Regions from separate parts of the Homo sapiens genome. Here region 2 is linked to region 1. Evidence: chromatin loops called from intact Hi-C (ENCODE). Cell type or tissue: PC-3. All regions are shown on one strand. Each heading gives the region's core, and the rest is flanking DNA. Links, peaks and the distances in the headings are about the cores only.

The links. Peaks named below come from ENCODE experiments on the same cell type or tissue, not always from the same donor. Only the 100,000 strongest peaks of a DNase experiment are listed, where the experiment ranks them.
Region 2: a loop joins it to region 1, with 11 times the contacts of the local background. A loop is called at or near these places in 19 of 110 quality-filtered maps.

Annotation. Positions count from the first base shown.
Region 1 is chr7:109,839,638-109,850,395 of GRCh38, forward strand. It overlaps the pseudogene LOC100128056. Among named protein-coding and RNA genes, the nearest start is that of LINC02903, 960 kb to the left of the region's middle. In PC-3, for the core only: a CTCF peak has its summit at 4,903 (motif pointing right); no DNase peak of the experiment used is centred there.
Region 2 is chr7:111,092,871-111,103,628 of GRCh38, forward strand. All of the region lies in intron 3 of IMMP2L (inner mitochondrial membrane peptidase subunit 2), which reads right to left. It overlaps LRRN3 (leucine rich repeat neuronal 3), which reads left to right. Exons shown (of 3, transcript NM_001099658.2): 2 at 7,011-7,092. Among named protein-coding and RNA genes, the nearest start is that of LRRN3, 7.1 kb to the left of the region's middle. RefSeq lists an enhancer at 3,921-4,848. In PC-3, for the core only: a CTCF peak has its summit at 5,978; a DNase peak (open chromatin) is centred at 5,351; H3K4me3 peaks cover 864 bases; H3K27ac peaks cover 2,139 bases.

The sequences.
Region 1 (10,758 bases), core at 1,335-9,334:
CTACCTGCCAGGTTCTGTTCTTTTAAGGTGCCTCTTCAGGGACACAGTGTGTCTCTCTGATTGGGCTTCTAAATCAAACCCTGATGTTCGTGTCCCTCTCATAGGGGGAGCTTTGGACACAGAACCAGTTTGGAAAAGGGTCAGGTAAGGGTTTCCACTCTGCACATTGTAGAGGGGACACTCTGTAGGCCCATGGGTCCCTTACTAGAGAGGTTGAGTGAATTTGCCTTCAGTTAACCTGGGACCTTCTGTTTAGCTTTCTCCTGCCTCCCAAAGATTTTAAGCATTTTGTAAATGTATAAACTCACCTCTGGTAACAGTGGTCCAGATGCTGCTTCGTGATAAAAGCATGGGAAATGTAAAGGCAGTCTTTCCCTGGGAAATGGATGCTATTCTACTCTGCTGCCCCTACCTGTTCCTGAGGCCTCATTTAGAAAGAAAATCCCCTCAGAAGGCTGTCTGGCACCCAGTGTCCTAGCCAGACCAAGTATATGAGAAAGGTAAGTCCATTTTCCCCTTCAGGTCTTCAGTGGATTACTTAACCACTGCTGTCCCTCGGTCCCTTTTTCCTAAACAGGGGTTTTGTTCCGTCTTTTTCTCCTTTTTTCTAAATGTCGGTAAATATCTACAGTCAGCCAGGGAAGAGGAGGCCAGAGGTCGGGCCAGCCGCCCCATTCTTTTAACATTGTAGGGCCTGCCCCTGGAGCGGACCCTCCTCTTTGGGCCTTGTGAGCTTTTTTGCTTATCATGTTCCATTTTGTGCCGCTTTCCCCCTTCAAGAGGCCATTTGGAGGGTAGGGGATCTGCTTCCCACTGTGACTGGGCTATGGGATTCTGACTACCTTGCTTACAGATTCATAGTTTGATAAATTTGTTGTATTCAAAAACTTGAAATGCAGGACGCCATTAAGTGTCTGTTTATATTTTTGGAATATTTGTATTACTTACAATTGATTAATAAAAGGGTGTTTAAAAAAAAACTAAAGGGTCAAAAAGGAAATCACAAACGAAATTTGAAAATATTTAGAGAATAAAAATAATAACATACCAAAACTTAGATGATCCAGTGAACATAGTGCTCACAAGGAAATGTATAGCAGTAAATGCATACATTAAAAAAGATAAAATATTTCTACCAAATAGCCTAGCTTTACTTCTTAAGGAATTAGTAAAAGACAAGCAAATTAAAACTACCAGAAGGAAGGAAATAGTAAAGAATAGAGTGAAGATAAATGAAAAAGAATAGAAAAACAATAGAATCAATGAAACCAAAAGATGTTTCTTTAAAAAGATCAATAATATTGACAAAACTTTACCTAGTTTGACAAAGAGAGAGACAGAGAGAAATAAGACACACAAAATCATTAATGTTCTAGGTTACATTTTTATAGGTGACAGACATATGAAAAGAAATATAAGGAAGAACTCATCCTAGTTTATGTTTTGTTCTATCATTCTACTTTATTTATTATCTCAAGCTTTGATATTTAGCAATCATACTTTAAAGACTTTAAAGTGTTTCTGAAATGTTAATGAAAATGTGCCCATTTAAAGAAGAAATTAATATTCCTTTTTTACTTTATTTATATATATAAAAGGAAAAGCACATATAATACAAATGCTTACACAACTTACCACAATGTTGTTTCAATCATGTGAAATCTTCTGGTTTCTTCTGTAAGATTTAACGAATGAACATCTATAAGAGGAGTTTACAAAGTACCCCAGTTCTTATTCTGACTGAGTTTCTTTCCTCCTTTTTATTATATATGCTACAAGGGTGCAAAACTTAAGTCAGGAAAATAGCTTACCTGTTGACAAGGAATCAGCAGGCTTGAATCTATTAATTCTTTAAGAGTCATTCATACATGTTTCCATTTTTTGTGTGTGGTTGATGGTGACACACTCAACAAAGTCTACCAATTAAAAGCAGCTGAAAAAGAAATGGAAGAACAATGTGGGTTCTTCCCTATAATAATTTACCTTTATTTATTCTCTATTCAAAATCTTGTTTACATAGTCTTGTTTAAATAATTTAAAGTACATATATTCTGAGCAAAATTAGAAATTAAATTACTATTCTTAGGGTCCAGGACAAGTTTGACAAATATGATGACAATGTGTTTAGAAAAAAATAATCCCCAGAACTCAATATCTAAAAGATTAATTATAAAACTTATCAAATGTTTATTTGATATTCTTTATTCAACTATCTGCAGCTTTTTCATTACAGAAGAATCAATATTATTCTTTAACATTTTCAAAATATTGTAAACATTTATTGAATAATTATGTTCTAAGATGTTTTTGTGTTATAGTTATGGTTTCTACTAGTTAAAATCAGATTCATTTTTCAAAATGCAGATAATGTAAATTTTTCATGACTTGAAATAGTTATCATTGTATTTATGGGACATACAATATAGAGAGTAGATGTACAACATTGTGCACTGTCAGTGCTATCAAAAGGTATGATTTAATGTGGGAATTGCTACCCATGTTTTAAATCTCAAAGTAGGAATTTTTAACTGAACAACCCTAATAATCCCAAATATTCTAAAGCTCTATAATCTCTAAAGCCCTGTTGAATTAATTCTTTCTTGTACCTGAATGATTTCTCAGAGTAAGAAGTTCAAATTATGGTGTGTAAAGTAGGGCTTCTATTATTTGTCTTAAAAAATCTCTACTTAGGCAGTTGCAAAGAGTCTGAAAAATGGCTGATTTCAATTTGAGTTGTGAGATCTCTCAAGATCTTGTTTCACCCAATGTACAGTAAGAATATTATCTGTCTTCCAGAATTGGTCAGAAAGGAAAGTAAGATAAAGAATATTAAAGTGCTTTGTATGCTATAATGCACTCTTGCCCGTGGACATCATGCTTAAGGGAGATTCTGAAATTTGGTGCACAAGTTGCTCTTTGTGATTTTATAGGAATGAATCACATGGCTTTCAGCCTTCGTATTTCCTAACTGAGAAGCTCTGCTTTTTTAGATCGCCCTTTCAGAAATTTCAGTCAAACCAAGATTTATTAGTGCTCACTATCTGCTGTGCACTTCACTGGCGGTTTATAATGCAGAGAGGAAGATAGCAGGATTTCTTCTTTACTTCCTTTCTAACCTTTTTGTCACTTATTCAGTGCTTCTAAAATTGGTCAACCAAAATTCCACTCTTGGGTGAAGATTGTGAATGTGAGCCTGAGGGAGAAACACTGGGAGAAAGCATGACCCAGTTTGAGGAGAGCATAAATAGTCCATCTCTCATCATCCTTCAAAAGAGCAATGAATATAACTGCCCACATTATTTTAAATGTGATTGTCCATTTTAAGAAAAGGTTTCTTTTTTTGTAAATATTTTGTCCAATAGTCTTCCTTCAGGCTTTTCCATATTATTGTATCTTTCTTTTTTTGCTTCCGGAAATAGAATGAACAAAATTCAGCTCAAATTAATTAGCTTTCTACTTTTACCTGTTAGCCTAGACAAGTTAATAAACTAACATACTAATAGGAAAGCACAGGAAATAAAAATGTCAGTAAATAAAAATTGAGTGGATAGAATTTTTTTTTTCAGGATATGAGTACAGCACTATAACTCCCCACATCTCACATCCATTCCAAGAGAAACTGTTTTCACTATTTACCTCCTAGCATTTTATTGCCTTTTTGCCTACATAGACGTGCTGGCAAGACATCATCCTCTGTAGTAACCAAAAAGATCTGTCTATCCTCTTACGAATATAGTGAAACTAAAAATGGTGTATGGATCAGACATCGATTCCACATGTCTGCATTTATAACTGTATAGAATCTCACCAGCAATGCAGACTTTATGATCATGCATACTTGAAGACTGTTATAAGTAAATGATTATTTTATCTTCTACTGAAAAGCTTAGATGATCTCACATTTTGAATAGTGGTTTGAAAAGAAGATGATCTAACTCAACTGGAAATCCACATTAGTGGTGAACTACTGTCTCATAATTTACCACAAGCACTAAGAATATGCTATGTATATGAAAGCACTGGCTAGAACACTTCCCATTTTGCAGTTCCTGAAGTTATTTTAGCTCAGTTGAGGAAGAGCCGAATCTCTGTAGCATGGCTCTGCCACATAGATTCTCCCAGGGGTTTGTTCCAACCCTTTACATTCTCTTACACTTCAGAGGTATGAGCAGAGAAACAGACTGGGAAATAAAAGTAAATATTAAATTTAACATCCTATCTGTGACTAGATAAATAAATCTATCCAAATAATGAGTTAGTTAAGAACTTTGTTGTCTCAACACCTATATTTGCTCATTAAAATTGTTAACAAACCCCACCAGGGTAAAAATACAACAGAAGGAAAACACGCAACTTCATGGAATGCTCACACTTTTTGTTTCCTTTTTTTATTTGTATTTGTTGCCTTGACATCCAACTTTAAATTGCTGAAGCCATTCTTCCCTAGGCAAAATCATTTTTAAAAGAAGAAGATGACTATAAAATCAGTAACTCCAAATTGAATGAGTAGTTTGATAGTACAAGTCAAGATTGCAAACACCAAATGCACCATTTGAAATAGAATAAATTTAGGTCATATCATTCTTTTCCTCTCCCATTTCCAAGGACAAGTCACTAGCTCCTGAACCTGTGCAAAGAGTTTACTCATTTACTTTACCCAGACTAAAATAAATCAAGGAAGGATACAGCTGCAAGTAGATATGAAATGGAGATCACACACATTTTGATAGAAATCAATTTAACATTTACCAGGAACATGCTTTTCAATAATATATGACCTGATACAAAGCACCTTCATGTTATTAACAAACTTGGATATATTAGAGAAATTCAGTATTATTAAATACTCATTAACAAATCCTAATCTTTTCTTTGTCAGGAATTTTTACTGAAATCCCTCCTACCTGCCTAATCACCAGGTGGCAGTGTAGTAGCACTCATCCATATCTGTCTTTGAAAAACTTCAATAAAGTGGCATTACAATGAGATTTTCACATAGCATAGGTAGAAGTGTTTGGGTTTTGAAATTTTTTAAGTGTTACTCCCCCCCAGTATTAAAATAGCCTTGCATACATTTTCATAAGTTCCCTTTTGCTTTGAGTACTATGTAGATAGTTATTTTCTCCAATTTTTTAAACTAGAAAAACTGAATATATATATATAACCTCACGGTTCTCTGTTGTCTTAGTTTTAAATAGGAACCTTTTCTACATCATAATAAGAAGCACATTATGTATTTTTTTCAACCAGCTCTTTTCAACAATTGGATTACGGCTGGGTTTCCCAAAGCTTCAACAGAAGCATATGCCAGCAGACTACAAACCTCGAAGACAAGAATCCTGACATTTCATTTTTCCTTATCTAAACTTCTCCAGCTGTCATTATGCCATCTGAGACGAGTTTTCAGTCTACAGTTCTATTCACTCTATCAATTTCTTTGTATTTGCACAATGTTCATTCAGCACTTTAGCCAGGACAAAAGAACCAATTTCAACATTTGGTTTCAGATACCCAGGGTTTATTACGTGCTTAAAGTATGTCTGGATTCTTCTTTTTGCAGATGGAAATTCAAAGATCCAGGTCATGTAATCTGATCCAATGCCAACTAGTGAGTGTGGGACATAACTTCAAACCTGCAGCATCTATGTTTACTCTCTGTTGGAATTTAATGTCATATTATCCACAAATACTTCCTGCTGTATCAGAAATAAGGTATTTGGGAATGTCTCCTAAACCCTCTATATAATCTTTTCCAATATTAGAGTCAGTAGAAATCCTCTGTTTTTGAGCTGCAGGTGTTAATTGGGAGGTAGAAGAAAGTGACTTTTACTGCAAGAACTGGGATTAAACTGCAGTTACATTTCTTGAAAAGCTGACTACACAAAACCTGGCTAAAAACAACGACAACCTAAAGGAGACACTCTATGACCCGATGAATGGCTGGAAGTCTTAGCAGGCTGAATTAAAAAATACTTGGAATTTTATTTGGAAAACCTTCCTTCTGTAGTGAGTCCACCTCCATGTGCTTGATGCAGTTGACACTTACTACCCTGCAGAAGATTATTCAGCCTGTCAGCCAATCTAGAAAATAAAATAATCACAATCCATGTTTGGTGGTATAGTAACTATTAAGTTGATACGGGAACATTTTGCAAAACATGTTAAAATTAAGTTAAAATGAAAGTGGCTCGAAATTAGGATTGTAAGATTTTGCATTTCAATTCAGTTTCCACAGCAATGTTTGGTTGAACTAAAATTCTAAATATGTTAGGAATAAGCCTCTGCTGTACATCATTATGTTCAAAGTTCTCTGTAGCTCCATTTGTGAAAACAAGTGGATGAATAGGTATACATTTTAAAAATATATCTTTGGGATAAAAAGCCTTTTTGAGTTCTTGGTTTTCAGGATGTTCTTTCTGGTATTCTTAAAATAAATGCTTCTATAGTATTACAAAGATAATTTCATTAACCTGCTAAAATGGGAATGTATTTATAGCTACAAGGTGAAAAGTATTATTAATAATAATTTCAAGATGACAGATATTAAATAGTTCAATTATTATTGATAATAAGATTTTATATGAGTGTGTTTTTATTTTCTATTTTAGTTATAAGTAAATCATAATATTCTTCTAAAAATGGTCTTTATCAAAATTATTTTAAAATGTTTCATTAGATAATAAGCAATGCCATTACATGGATTTTTCTCTCACTTTTTAATATAAATTAACCAATCAGCATTTCTAGATATCTCATAATTTGATAACTAGAAAGGTCTTTGGAGATACCTCAGAATAAAATATTTATTATATAAATGAAGAAATTAAGACCCAGTGAGGTTAAGTGACATCTAAAAGGATACAAAAAATCAATGGCTAAATAGGGCCAGAACTCAAATCTCCTAAGTACAAATGCCTTCTGTATAAGTTTTCTCTCTCTCTCTTTTTTTTTTTTTTTGGTAACACCTTATGTTTAATTCCATTCATATTTTATATTTTATATGTATAATTTCTAGTGAACTCACTGCATATCACTGTGTAAAATTTAAGGCACACATTTTTCTTAATATTTTCTTAAGAAAATTTATCATTCTTGACCATTCCTGAGAGCAAAATAATTGACTAAGAATAACAAATGTTGAGACAAGCAAGCCTACGTTCAAATCCTAACCATGACTGTAACTAACTATGGACAAATTATTTAACTTCTCTGAGCTTTAATTACCTCACTTATATAATGGAAATATGACTTCATCCAGGCCTGTGGTAAAAATTAAATGAAATAACACATCTAGATGTCTGCATTTAGTTATAATAGTAGGAATAATAACAACAATTATTATTATTGTGAACATGTAATAAAGTTTCAGTTGACCTGTACTGGGTTAAAATGACACTATAATCTTTTTAACTTTTTCAAAACAAAAATTCTGATTGTAATCCAGTAGTTAGGTAGCTCTAACTTTCAGTTGACTTACATACAATCTATAGGCATACATTTCTTTAAGTGAAGATCTATAAATCATTATTTGCCCCATGAATTAAGAGAGAATGCTGCTGTTCAATACCTGAGACCAACAGAAGTTAAAAGAAGCTAAGAGTCACATAGCAAATCAGTGGTCGAGTTTGATCAAGAACTTCAATCTTTTTGCCTCTGATATAAATGGTTTTGATACTTCTCTATATCAGTGATTTTCAGCCTGTTCTTAGAGAAATCCTAGTAAGTTCTGAGGTATCCCAGGGACAGAGAATGGAGACCAAAAAGCTGCCAGATGATGGCTGAAATGACAAGATTCTGAGTGCCCTCTCTGCTTGTCAGCTAGACCAGCTCTTCTTTTATTGATCATTTGTATTAAGATCTTGCATAATATATATGGATTCTTCTATTTTACAAAAGTTTACCATACTTATTTTCTTGTAGTACTAACATTTGAAACATAAGCATAGAAAATTTTGATACTGAAACAGGCACTGGAAAGAAAGTTAGAACAAAAAAGAAGAACAAACTATTTATATGTTTAATGTTTAATTTATGATTAAACATAAATTTATTTTAAGAACTACCTTTCAATAACCTAACGATCTTAGCATAAATATAAATAAAATTATTCATATATGAAAATATGTCTTTCATAAACATAATGTGCTAGATATTTCTAACAGAAAAGAGAAGGCAATTTCTTACTAACTTGTAATGCTTGAGCTGACATTAGAAAGTCCTTTGAAAAGAATACAAGAGTTTAGGTATCAATAAAAAAAATCCACAATTGATTATGTCTTTGTAAATCACTGAGAAAACATTCTATATATTACAGCCTTACTATTCCAACAGAAAAAAGAGCAGAATTATATGTTCCATCAAGGGCATAAACATACTAACTTTGAAAAGATAATGTACATGGATAAATGGATGGATTGATAGATGGGTTAAAATATTCAAATTGACCAAATAAAGTGTATAAACTTCTTAATATAAGAGTTTTCATTATTTCATAAAAATGTTCTTGTTGGTGTTGTAGTCTTATCCAAAAGATGTCTTTGATTACTAAAACTATAAAATCCTATTACATCATATTTTTCTTTAGAAATATATGAGGGTCCTGAAGAGACAAACGTCAGTCTATCAGTTTATTATCAGTTTGGGTCTTAGTTTATTTTCATTTATATTAAACAATTCTGGAAAAAAATAAATTGTAAATTTGTGTGTTCAATTATAAGTGGGTAGTGTCATTGAGAAACAGTTTATCAAGAATACCCAAATATTCCAATATAATCTCAATTACTTCTCTACAAATTTGTTGTCATCTAAAGGATGTCAGAAAGTGACACAGAGCATGCTGGGAAAGTAATCATTATCTCTTCGTCACTATGTACTTCTTCTGCTTTTTACATTTTGTATGTTTTAATTTAGAGAGAAAGCTGTAGCTCTTTCCCTGAAATTAAAAATGTGTTTGGGTGAGAAAATAGAAAAATACATTTAGAGATCATAATTTGTTTCTCTCTCTCTCTCTCTCTCTCTCTGTGTGTGTGTGTGTGTGTGTGTGTGTGTGTTATACACAGTAAAAGTTATCATAGGAATGAAATGTTATAAAGTATAAGGTTTAGCCAATTTTTGTCCTTCAGAAAGACAGAATCCAAGAAAGATATAATTTTCAAATATTTTAATGAGTGTGTTGGCATTACTTTGAGAAGCATTTATCTTCTGGGTGATATAATACAAATATGTTTAATTCTAGCTAGTTATCCTAATACTGTTTGGTAACTAGCAGTTAGGTGGCCTTACTAACAGCAGGTGCCTACAAGTTTCAGAAGAGATAATATTATGGTCACTTGTGGGACTGTGTAAGAGGAGAGAAAAAGAGTCAACAAGTGCACTGAACCAAATAGGTAGCTTAATAGCAGGTATTCCAAACAATGTAGCATGAAAATGTGAAACGACACTGATGGAAATGCAAAGGGTTCTTAGACTATGAGTGAAATTTAGAATTGTTCTTTTTACCTGCAAAATCAAATGGATTTTCTACACAGTGAGATGCTATCACTATTGGTTTTAGTAATTGTCATTACCCTGCCCAAAGCAATGATGGCAACACAATAGAACTTATGTTGCCAAGGTATGGCTTAGAACTTCACATAAACACCTGAAACCATTGATTCCAGTTACTGAGAGAATCACCATTATTGTGGTACCATAACCTTACCTAGAAGTATTTTTTAACATCCCCCAATCTCTACTTCTGCCTTCATTTTCCATCAATTACAAGTTCAATTAATTTTACTTTTCTATATCTATAAATCCTATTCACCTACATTCATCTGTAGAGATATTATCTTAGTTCAAGTTATCGTTATGTCTTCAAAATCATAGAAGGCCTTGGAGGATCTGAACTCAGTCTACTTGTCCATGCACAAATATTCGCACCTGCATCCTCAGCCTTCTTTGTGTATCCCAATTAGTTCAGATCCCACAGGTATATGTTGTAATAGCAGTCTACATTACTTCATATCTAAGGACGAATTACTTGTGTGTTATTTAACATACCATCCCCAACAGAATGCAGCTCACTGTATGCAGGGACAATGTCTGCCTTGTTCACTTCATTATCTTCAGTAGATTCACATAGTACAAGCTCCAGAAATAATTGTTTATTCAATGAATGGATGATGTCTTTATAAAGAGGATAGTTCTATGGAAGTATATTATAGATACGAACTTAGGAACATAAAAGCTAGAAATTAATTTCTCATTTACTGAACACCTCCTAGAAATAGAATTTATTTTTAAACAACATGAGAGGTTCAAGGTAAAAAAATATATAATCTTTCTTCACATTAATGGTTAGTATACAAAATTACTGTGTTCCAATAGCTTAGAGAAGGTTAATATTATTTCCAAGGTTCATATTTTGTTTTTTTAATTTCTTATCAGTTTCTTCATTAACGAAAGGCAGAGAATGACTGCTTAGTAAAAGTGTTCTGATGATTAAGTGAAGTTATATAGGAAAAGAACCAGACTGATAATAGATATTCAGTAACTGTTCATTCCCTACTGTATCAGAATTACTTAACCAGGTCAGGTGCGGTGGCTCGTGCCTGTAATCCCAGCACTTTGGGAAGCCGAGGCAGGTGGATTACTTGAGGTCAGGAGTTCAAAACCACCCTGGCCAACATGGTGAAACCCTGTCCCTACTAAAAATACAAAAAATTAGCCAGGCATGGTGGTGTGTGCCTGTAATCCCAGCTACTTGGGAGGCTGAGG
Region 2 (10,758 bases), core at 1,042-9,041, 1.3 Mb after region 1:
TCTTTTAGTTCAACTAACCACACAGTTAACAGAGTCAGCTTCTTTGAAACTGTGGGTTATTTTTTTCCACAACTGTGATTTCAGAGCTATTATTGGTTTCCTAGTTTGTAATATAAGCCAAAGCAAAAAGACAATAACCAGCCACTTAGATCCTGCCACTTTCCCATAAATGTGTCAAAAAAATGAGTCAGTTTACAACATGTAATATAAGAAGTCAATTAATTCCAGTGACCTTTGTAAATGATGACAATAAAGCAGCTCTGACAATATGCCAGTGGCTTCGATTTTCTCTCTGTAAGATGAACAAGTTTAAGAAGAGGGTTCCTGCTCAGAGAAAAATGAAAGGTGCTGAAGCATCAGCTTGCAATATTGGCAGCTTTGCTCGCTCTGCCTCAAATGCCACATGCAATCTATAAAAAAAACCAAAATGATTTATTACAAAAAGGAAAAAGTGTTTTATTTGCTTTTCTGCTATTTATTAAAAGTGCTGCTTTTGAAACAGACCAGATCTGATATTTTGAGGTACCTCCTAAGTTCCTAACCAAGAGGAAAAGACTTGAAGTAGATACTCAACCCTCTGATTTCAAACTCCTATATAATGTAGCATTGCAGTATTTAATTCAGTTTTTCTTAGACCTTTTCCAGGGAAAGTTTGCATGCCAGACACACATTCTTAAATCTAACCCGCCTTATTTTAAAATTGCAATAGATGACACCTAAGAACAGTGGATTCACTCTTTAACCTTAGTAAAGCTCACATACATATTTTGTGGATTACAGAGATCAGTAATGTGCCCACTTCAGTCTGAGAAATACCAACACTCCAGGCCCCCGGTGTTGCCACTCAGTGTGTGCCAGTGAGTTTGGTGATTTGATCAGCACCTACGAATGCCAGATGATGGACATTTGTGTATGACTGGAAGATTTACCCATAGTCTCCCCAAATCATGTAACTATACCAGAAATAGCACCTTCCTGGCAAGACAATTCAAAGGACCATTTTTTTCAGGGTGTCGCTTGTCACAGGCAACATGCTGAGTTAGAATGCTGATGAGTAGGTGGAATTTTTTATTTGGAGGTGGTGGTTGTTGTTGTTAATGGCTTAATAAACGGTGCTACCAGCCTTCCAGGCCAGCAATTTAGTGACCTACAAAAAAGGTGATCAACTTATGATGCACTAACTATATTTCACTGTTTCTTTGTTCTTTCCTTTTTTGTAACATCTTTTGCTTTCGCCATGTGATGGGTTTGATGTTTCACTCCTCCCCCCGAATCTGAATTTTTTTGGGGTGTAACATTCCTGTGTAACATGGCACTATGGTATTTATTACAATCTAAGTTGATCAGAAAGCTCTATAACCGGAGTTTCGTTTTAAAAAAACACTTATGTAAGTTAAATGTTATTACTTAATTAGCAGCCCCTGAAAATGGGCAGAGGTGAGGTATCTGTTGGTGAATCTGAAGGAGATCATTAAAAGAAAGCTAATAGTAGACTAAAAAATGAGTTCCTACTTCTAGCCTCAGTAAGGATGCTCCTCTAAAATGATTTAAAATAATGTGGCTCCAGCCAGTCTGAAGAAACACTAGACATGTGTACAGCACACTAAAATGTTCCATGTAGACCTGGTTCTGAGAGTTTAGCTACTTATGTATCACTCTTTGGTACATGAAACTAAATAAAGCAGGTAAACTCTAGGCAAAACATCAGTACATCTTGTCAGTGCTGTCAAAGATAAAGCTCTCTGATATTGGCTATGCAATGAGTACTTAGGAAAGCTTCACTGTATAACAACTGAACATAGCTCCTGCACAGAGCTCAGGGAATTCCTCTCCTCTCCTTCTGATAAAGTGATGTATTGTTAGACATCTACGAAGTCACTAGTAAAACATGATAACAATTATTTCTTTAGCCACAATGTGAAAGGAAAGGAAGTCAAATTCTAATATAAAGACAGTAGCTGGTGCCAGAGGATGGGAAAAAGGAACAGGGATAAATCGGAACGTTTTTCTAACTTGTTGAAAGGAATGGAAGGTCTCAATAGATGCTATTTAGAGGTCATTAAATACAGGATTAACAAGGAAGACTTAATGTCCATCTCAAATCTTTCTGAAGAAGTACAGTACCTACAGGGCCATTTACTATATTTGCATAATTGTCAAGTTTGTATACACCTGCTTGCTATTATGTTAATTCATCTTTAGGCCATAATAAGGGAAGAATTTTCTATGGTGCCATTAATAAAAACACATGACACAGCTTCAGGAGACGGGGAATAAAGAGGGGAGACATGCTTTCATAGAATAAAATTTTTGAACTGAAAGAGACATTAGTAGCTAGTCTAATATGTTCATTTGATAGGTGAAAAACACTGAGGCTGAAAGGGTTTGAAATCGTTATAATGTAATACATTATACTTTGTATTCACCCAGCTATTTATTGGAGAGGCCTAGGTTAGAACCCCTTACAATACTTCCTCCAGAATTCCATTAAAATTCTGCCTCCTTGGTCTTTCAAAAATAATGTTTTCTCAAAAACCTCCTATGTGCAAAAAATCCCCCCAAATTCACAGATATGTACAAAAAAGAGAAATATTTATTCAGATAATCAAATATTCTAAAAGGAAAAGCCAATATTCAATAATAGAAGCAACGATTTATTAAGTATATAACACCCAAATATTTCAAACCCATAATTCATCATTTGAATATAGTTTACCATATTCTGTAAAGTCATAAAAATTAGAGTTTTGCCCTGTTTTTAAAACATGTTAATAATAATACTGCTATCCTTCACCTACAGAGACTCAGCTATTGATCATCCACTATAAGTTTTAAGGTTTTCCAAGAATTCTGAAGAGGCTTTCCACATCTGTTTTTACTTGGTTTCACTGTAAATAATTTAAGGCACTTAACATGTGCCCTTTTTTTATATACAGTGTCCACTCTCAGGATCCATGCTTTGCTTATACATCTCACTGGAAAACAATAAATATATTATCAGGACAGCAATCCCTCTCCCTCTCTCCCTCCCCTACCCCATCCCAACTTACTTTTTGATTTCTAGAGTCAGACTGAGAGCTCCAGTAGGCAATGATATCTCCTTAATATCACAATCCTATTCTTTTCTTTTGGGCAAATTTCTCTGTTTTTAAATGTGCTCTCCAAATTTTGCTTAACATAATAGTAATTAATTGACTCAACTTGTAAGAAGGATACAAAATATAAACACAATAATTGTGAATATTTGTTTAAAGCTCTACCATTTACAGAGCAATTTTTCAACAATTACTTTGCTCCTCACAACAATCTGGTGAAGTAGGGTAGATATGATGATGATTAACATCTTTAAGACAGGAGAATGAGGTTCTGTGAGGTTAGAGACTTGCTAGCATGTTGAGGTGCAAGGGTCTCTGACTCCAGAGAGTAGAAGAAAATATGGGTGCAGCACTGGTCCCTGGCATTTCTGAAGTTAGTAATAAATGTTAGTTCCCTTTTTATGGAACTTCCACTCTAGATCTTACCCTTCCAACAACTATGTCCTTTGTACCATACCACACTATATCTGGATAGATTCTTGCAAATTAAAATCTTTATTTCTTAATTTAAATCACAGCTATTGCTATGCCTGAGTTAAATTTAAAAAAAAAAAAACAAAACAAAACCCACAACCAACATCTATTCTTGGAGAAAAAGACTGTATGTTGTTCTACCTACTCATCCATATGTTTGTCTGACAGCATTAGCACTTTGATAAACAGACACTTGGCAAAGGTCTCAAAAACTGGAAAAAATGAGATGAGTAAATTATTTAGGGATTTTCCAGGTTACTAAAAATTATGAACAAAGTCTCCAAAGTCACTTAAGAACCCCCAATGGATCAAGTGTCAACATAAAAGCAACTTCCTTAGCATCTCCTTTCTGGTTTGTCTTGGGTTGAAAATGACACACTAAATAAGATAAAAATACTAGTTAATTTGAAAGTAAACTGGTATATTTGTAAACTACTAAAGTCAAAATGCCAGTAAACTTACATACATTATTCTGTGAGCCCTTTCTAGGGGAGATTGTGTCTGTCAAAAGTAATATAGACCTTAAAATGAATAAAAATCCCTTTAAAAAATCTTCTAAAGTTTGTCATTTCACGCTTTACTTCCAGGAGGTGAAGCATTCCACAGATAATCAGCTACTCTATTCAGGGAAGGAGTGTAAACATCACCACTTTTTGCATGTTTGCATAAAAAAGGCCCACTGAATCAGTTAAAGGTTAGTATCAATAGGCAACATTCTCTATTTCCAAAGGCCTGAAGCTCCTGGGATCTAATTCCCTGAGGAACAATGGAAGAGGCACTGTTTCCCAACTGGTACAAAACAGGACTTCAGGAACAGCAGAATGTGTTCTCCAGGGATTAAGCCCCCTAACGTGAAGCTTGGGACTCACAACACTTACAAGTGACATGAATAATAGTAGATATTTTAACTATAGAAGACATTTAAGAGACTTCGTTTTCACTGTGATAAACAGGTTTGATTTGGACTTATAACTTTTTTCTAAAATTATCAAATTAATAACGACTATAATGAAATAGAGGCAAATATTTTAGAGGATTCATTCCTTGGGGTAACATTTGTTCTATAATTTATAGTCTCATAATGTTGAGAGATTAAAGCATTTAAATAACATTGTCAACTAACTTTCAGCTTACCTTTCTTAAGGAAAAAAAACAAAAAAATGTTAAAAATAGACATGTATTTTTCAAACATACAATTCATGTTTTTATGTCATTAGACTGTTTACTGTATCGCTATATTTATATGCCTCTGAAATATGGAGTGTTAATGGGGTCTAAATTTAATTCTATTTTTATCAAAACTCAGTCACTCAGAAATACCAAACACTGAACATGTTCTACAAAAAGTATTCAACATCTGTAGAATACATGGAACCACAATGACCTTTACTGAAATTTCAATAGTTGCAGGAAATAATTTCAATATATATCTACACAGATTATATTTTGATTTCTACAAAGGCCAAGGGGTTAATGACCTTAAACTGCAGGTGCCCAAGGCATTGAGAACAAAAAAGATAGAGCAAGCGAAAAGAGAATTGTGTCTAGGTCACAATGCTGTAGCATTGAAAAGAAAGTGCAACAGAACAGAATGGAAAGAGCAAAACAAGGTGACTGCCATATATGAAAGATAAACATACTCTAAGAACATATAAACTTTGAAAGCTCTATTCACAGTCATTCTTGAATGAAAAATATATAAAATGCCATTATAAGATATAAACATCATCCAAGTCAATTTGTTGTGTGACTAGCTGAACTGACTCACTTACCAAACACATAGTTTATATTTGTTCCTCTTATTGTCATTTATTACTCACGTATTTTTTACACAAACACCACAGTTGTTGAAAGAGTTTCATAAGGTGATGTTCAGCTAACTTTTTAAAATCAGTGAGGCATTTTCCAAACCATTTCCTCAATCAATTACTTTTTAATGAGGAAGCAAAATTTATGTAAATATCAAAGTCTCATTTTTATATTTAGGCTATAAATTATACCATAATATGCTGCTGTTGGGCAAAATAATCAAAGTAATGATGAATTAAAACAAATGTTCTGACATAAATTAATGTAAGCAGAGCCCTTATACGTTCAAACCACATCATCTCTCTTAGACAATCCTTTACTGGCTAAAGGAATGGTAATAATACTGGCAGATCTCATTTACAACATACAAGCATTTTCTGTGCCAAACATTATGCTAAGCACTTAACATACATTTTCTCATTTAATCTTCATAACGACCGTACTAAGTAAGCGCTATGTTTAACCCATTTTACCAACGTGAAAAATAAGGCTTAGAGAAGAAAAGTAACTTGCCATAACTAATGAAGAACACGAAAAGGAACCTAGGTTAGTTAGCTCGAAAGAACAAGCCTTTGTGCATGAGGCAACACTGCCTCCCGTTGGTACTGCCTAAATATAGCTAGTTGATATCGCCTTCCAAGAGTCAGATTCTCTATCAAAATACAGTAACTCTGTTTCTAGTTTCATATCATGCATTCTGCTCATACTAGAATATTATACCTTTGTAGGATTCTTCTTTTCTTTCTGAGAAAGGAGTGATGCTTTAATTATTTATATCTGAGTTTTGCTATCCACTAGATTAACTAAAATGATTTTTTGTAGTTCAATTCACAGCTAGACCTGTGAACTGGCAGCTTATAACTTCCTCTATCATCATTTTTCCATCGAGTGGAAGTCAACATACTTCTTCACCTGAGGTCATGCAGTATAATAAGTGACACAAAAGAAAAATGCAAAACTTAGCTCATTGGTCTCAAATTTCATTATTTATAATAAGCTTTCCTTGTATCTAGTTCCAAATTTTAGACACTTTTTTCCCCTCATGCATTCTCTTTTAAATGATGAAGATGAAAATAGTCTGAATACAATTTCATTGCTACTATGAGCATCAATTTTCAATGAAATTCATCAATCTTCTTCAGTATGAATAAGCTGCTAGCCCTGCAAAGTTAATTGATGAAAGCTGTAATTTGCTTTTCAAACTGAGGATGCTGAGCCAAACCTAAAACTTTAGTAGAAGCGTTCTATATTAGCTGTTTGTAAAACTTCAGCATTTCTTGCTATGTCACCTCCTGAAAGGGCTATCAGGGGAGTCCTTCAACTTGACTGTCCTACAAAACAAAATCTGAATGTAAAATTAAAGCAAAAATGTTGCTGAGGATTCCTCCAGTGATTAAAAATGGAGTTTAGAGAGCTCACATCAACATACATTTTCTATTCAAAATGAAGTTTTTTTTTTGAAAGTTATAAGCAATTAGACAACTAAAAAAAGAAATTCAATTTTGAGGTGATAAAAGGTTAAAGTATTGTGAATCATGAATAACCTAACATGTAAGAAATAAAGAAGGACATGTATAATTTAAAATTAAACTTTTGGGGTTTTTTTCCTGCTACTTCTTACATACAACAAAGACGAGGAAGAGGAGGAGAAAGAGAAAGAAGAGGAAGATGTTGGGCAACATTTATTTAACATGCTCCACAGCCCGGACCCTGGGTAAGCTCTTTGTACAACTCACCTCATTTCACTTTGATTCCATGAGGGAACTGAGGCTTGAAATGGAGAAGCATTTGCCCAACTTCACTCATTGGAAAGGTCCTGATTTGAACCCTGAATGTCTGACTCTGAAGCCCATGTTATGGTGTCTTCCTTAGCATGTATTTCTTTTTTTTAAATTTCAATAGCTTTTTGGGAAACAGATGGTGTCTGGTTACATGAATAAATTATTTAGAGGTGATTTCTGAGATTTTGGTGCACCCATCACCCAAGCAGTGTACACTGTACCCAATGCCTTATCACATATTTCTTAGAATAAGCATAATATATTTATCCTTAGAGAAGCATTTGACTTTTTATGCAGAAGCATCTAACAACAGGCTCTTTCTACAGTTTTAAACTTCTCAGCCAAGATCAGGAGTATATATATATAATAATATGCTTAAACTTTATATATAATAAAATATATGTAATGAAAATATATATTAAAATATTTATAACATATACAGATTTAAAATAAATACAATAAGTGCATCAAACTTTACAGTTTTACCACATGGTACAACCTGATTAGTATAATATTATTTAATAAATAATATAATGATAATGAACACTTAATATAATTCAACTAATCTAAAAGTATTACTTGTGGATTTTCTACTTAAACATTCTTATTAATCTGTTGAAAATGCATAGAGCCAAAAGATAAAAATTTAGGCTCTGGCTGAACTGGATTAAGGTTTTTTTGTTTTTGTAATTTTAGAAGTGTAATGTATGTAAAAATATCATGGTTGAATTCCAGGAGGATTTATGAACATCTAAGATCTTTATCATTTCTTAGGGAATGGAAATCAGTAATGAAATAAGGAAAGTTTTATTGACCATAAATATCTTGCAAATTGAACAAGTAGAACAATGTTTTAACCTTATTCTTTCAGCCCTGAATGTTGCTCACCAGTTTTGAAAATATTTGAAAACTTTTAAATATCTTTCTATATTTTGTAAAGATGATGAACATTTATAAGTTTAAAATTCCCCCATAAAGAATTTTTCCTGTCCAGAATGGTAACTCCTCCTCCTTGATCACCACATTCTGCCTCCACACCTGCTAGCAGTATATCGAATTCTCAACCCCATTTAAGCATGGTGCTTTCTTTTCACATCATCATATTTAGTTTTTAAGCAATCTGCTGCTCTGGATTTTACTTGATATAGACTTTTATGTCTTTGAAAGAAGAAATATTCTAAGATAATATCTTACCACTTATTCATTTAGACATTTCATCTCATGGTCATTTAATCAATGACCATGATATAGATACATCCCTAGTCATTGAACAGAACCTTGGCATACTGATAAGCGATAATGTCTATAAGATACAACAAGCAGAATCATATATTCGTGTCTGTGATGATGTACTACCAAACTCACTTGGGTACTTTTAATGTATGATCTCAGAATCTGTGAGAGTAACACCTAAGAATCCATACTTATTTTCTGCACAAAGTTACAGAATTATTGGGTTAAGATTCAAGTCTTTTTCTTTTGTCCACTGTCTACCATTTTTGTTGTAGATTTAGTAAAAAAAAAAATTACTTGAGACAATCGTTCGAATTAATACAGAATATACATAGGTACAACAGGTACAATAGGTATACTGTCTTGTATATTTCCTGTGAAATATACAAGAAAAATAAAGGTTCAATAGGTATATTGTCTTGTGTCTTCCCTGAGAAGACTGAGAAGAGGGTATAGCTAAATGAGTTAGGGGTTTGATTTTAAGGGACCTGACTGGGACATTCAAAGTAAATAGTCTCAGTTAATATGTAATAATGTAAGGCTGTGGTAAACATAGTTCCTATCTCTACTGCCCCCAATCTAAAAAGGTATACCATCCACAGTCATTTCTTGGCAGTCAGGTGATATCTGTAGAGTACTAGGTTATGTATCCTTAGGAGAAACATCTACCAAAAATGGACAAAACTCTTCTGCCCACATGTTCATGAACTCTAATTTTCATACACTATATCTCACTCCATATGGAACTCAAATGAGGGCCATGCAGAAACTGCCGCCAATATGATTAATGAGTGAACTCTACACTGCCTGTCAATTTCTTTAAAAAAAAAAAATGAGTCAGAATATAACAAAATCCCTATATTGGGATAGATTTTACAGATTTTAGGTCACTTGTTCAAAGTGACTTACAGACATAATTAGAACCAAAACCAGGTGATTCAATCCTTACCCAGTGGGTATTTCATAGCACATTGACTATGATTATAGTTTTAAAAAGTTTGGACCATATGCTCCTGTCAAATCATTCTTTTTTTTAATGCATCATGATGACCAAAACTTCCCAAACTCAACCCTATAGAGAAACTCAGCAGTGCCTTATCTGTGAAGGGCCCATATTTGTGGAACCTCTTAGCTGCTGGAGTTTAGCAGAAGCACAATTCACTGTCATCCAGTCAGTTTTCAAGATGTCTCTTTAGATTGTCATTTTATTGACAGTAATGTGTTGCTGCTGCTTTACATCAAACATGTTAATTACTTGAGTCTGGAGTTTTGAATTTTTGCCCTAAAGTGATTTTAGCTGAAGCATTATTTTGTTTTGTTTAAATCAGTCAAATAAAAGAGAGAGAGAAAAATTACTAAATGGAAGCCCACAAGTATAATAAAAGAATGGAAACCACAGAAATAGCAAGTTTGAAGTTTCATACCTATCTAAAAAATAAATAGAATAATCCAGCTTCTTCGTGCTATTCTATTAGAAACTTCCACTACTCTGGGACATTCCATCTCAAATTTAAAAAGCTCCGAAACCATTCTTCACTAATCCTCTTTGCTAGGGTCATAAAAGACTTCATAATATGTATAAAATAATTACAATCTTTGAAATTATAAATCTCATTGTAAACTTATTTTTTTAAACGTTAATTAAAACCCCAATGTCCCAATTTCCCCTTAAAAGACCATATAGTATAGGACAATGAGCACTCAAGCCCTTGAGTTGCTAAAATTTAAAAATTGCTGACAATAACATGGTCTTTTTTAAGACTACAGTGTCCATTGATCATAGTGACTTCACAGTTTTCATTTCTCTCTTATTTGTACTCTAATTAGCATTTTGCGTGAGTACTAATGAATGTTGTTAAATTTTAACAATATCTATTAGACTTTGTTTCCTGCAAAATGTAACTATATCTCAAGAAATAACAACTGCATTACTCCATCATCTCAAAAAACCTGTATTAGCATTTCTGCAGATTTATGGTTAATAATTGTACTTCTTTATCTCTATCTATTCCGTTGCCAACAAGCATACACGTATACATTTACACTTTCACACACAGACCAATATTGGATTTTTTCAAATATTTGCCAACTGCTAATAGTTTTTACCAGTTTATAAATATTTAACTAAGTCTAGCCACACTGATTTGCACCTGCTTTCCAAGGATTTTTTCTTCTTCTAAGACATGTCATATAACTAACATGGTAAATAGCGTGATACATTTTTAGAATTATTTTCACAGAAATAACCAGAAAAATATCGATTAGGCAAGTAAAATTCTACAACCTTTTATGATAATCAGAGCCAAATGACATTTAAGTAGTTCTATTTTGTTCTGTCATTTCTCCTGTTCCAATATTTTCACCTG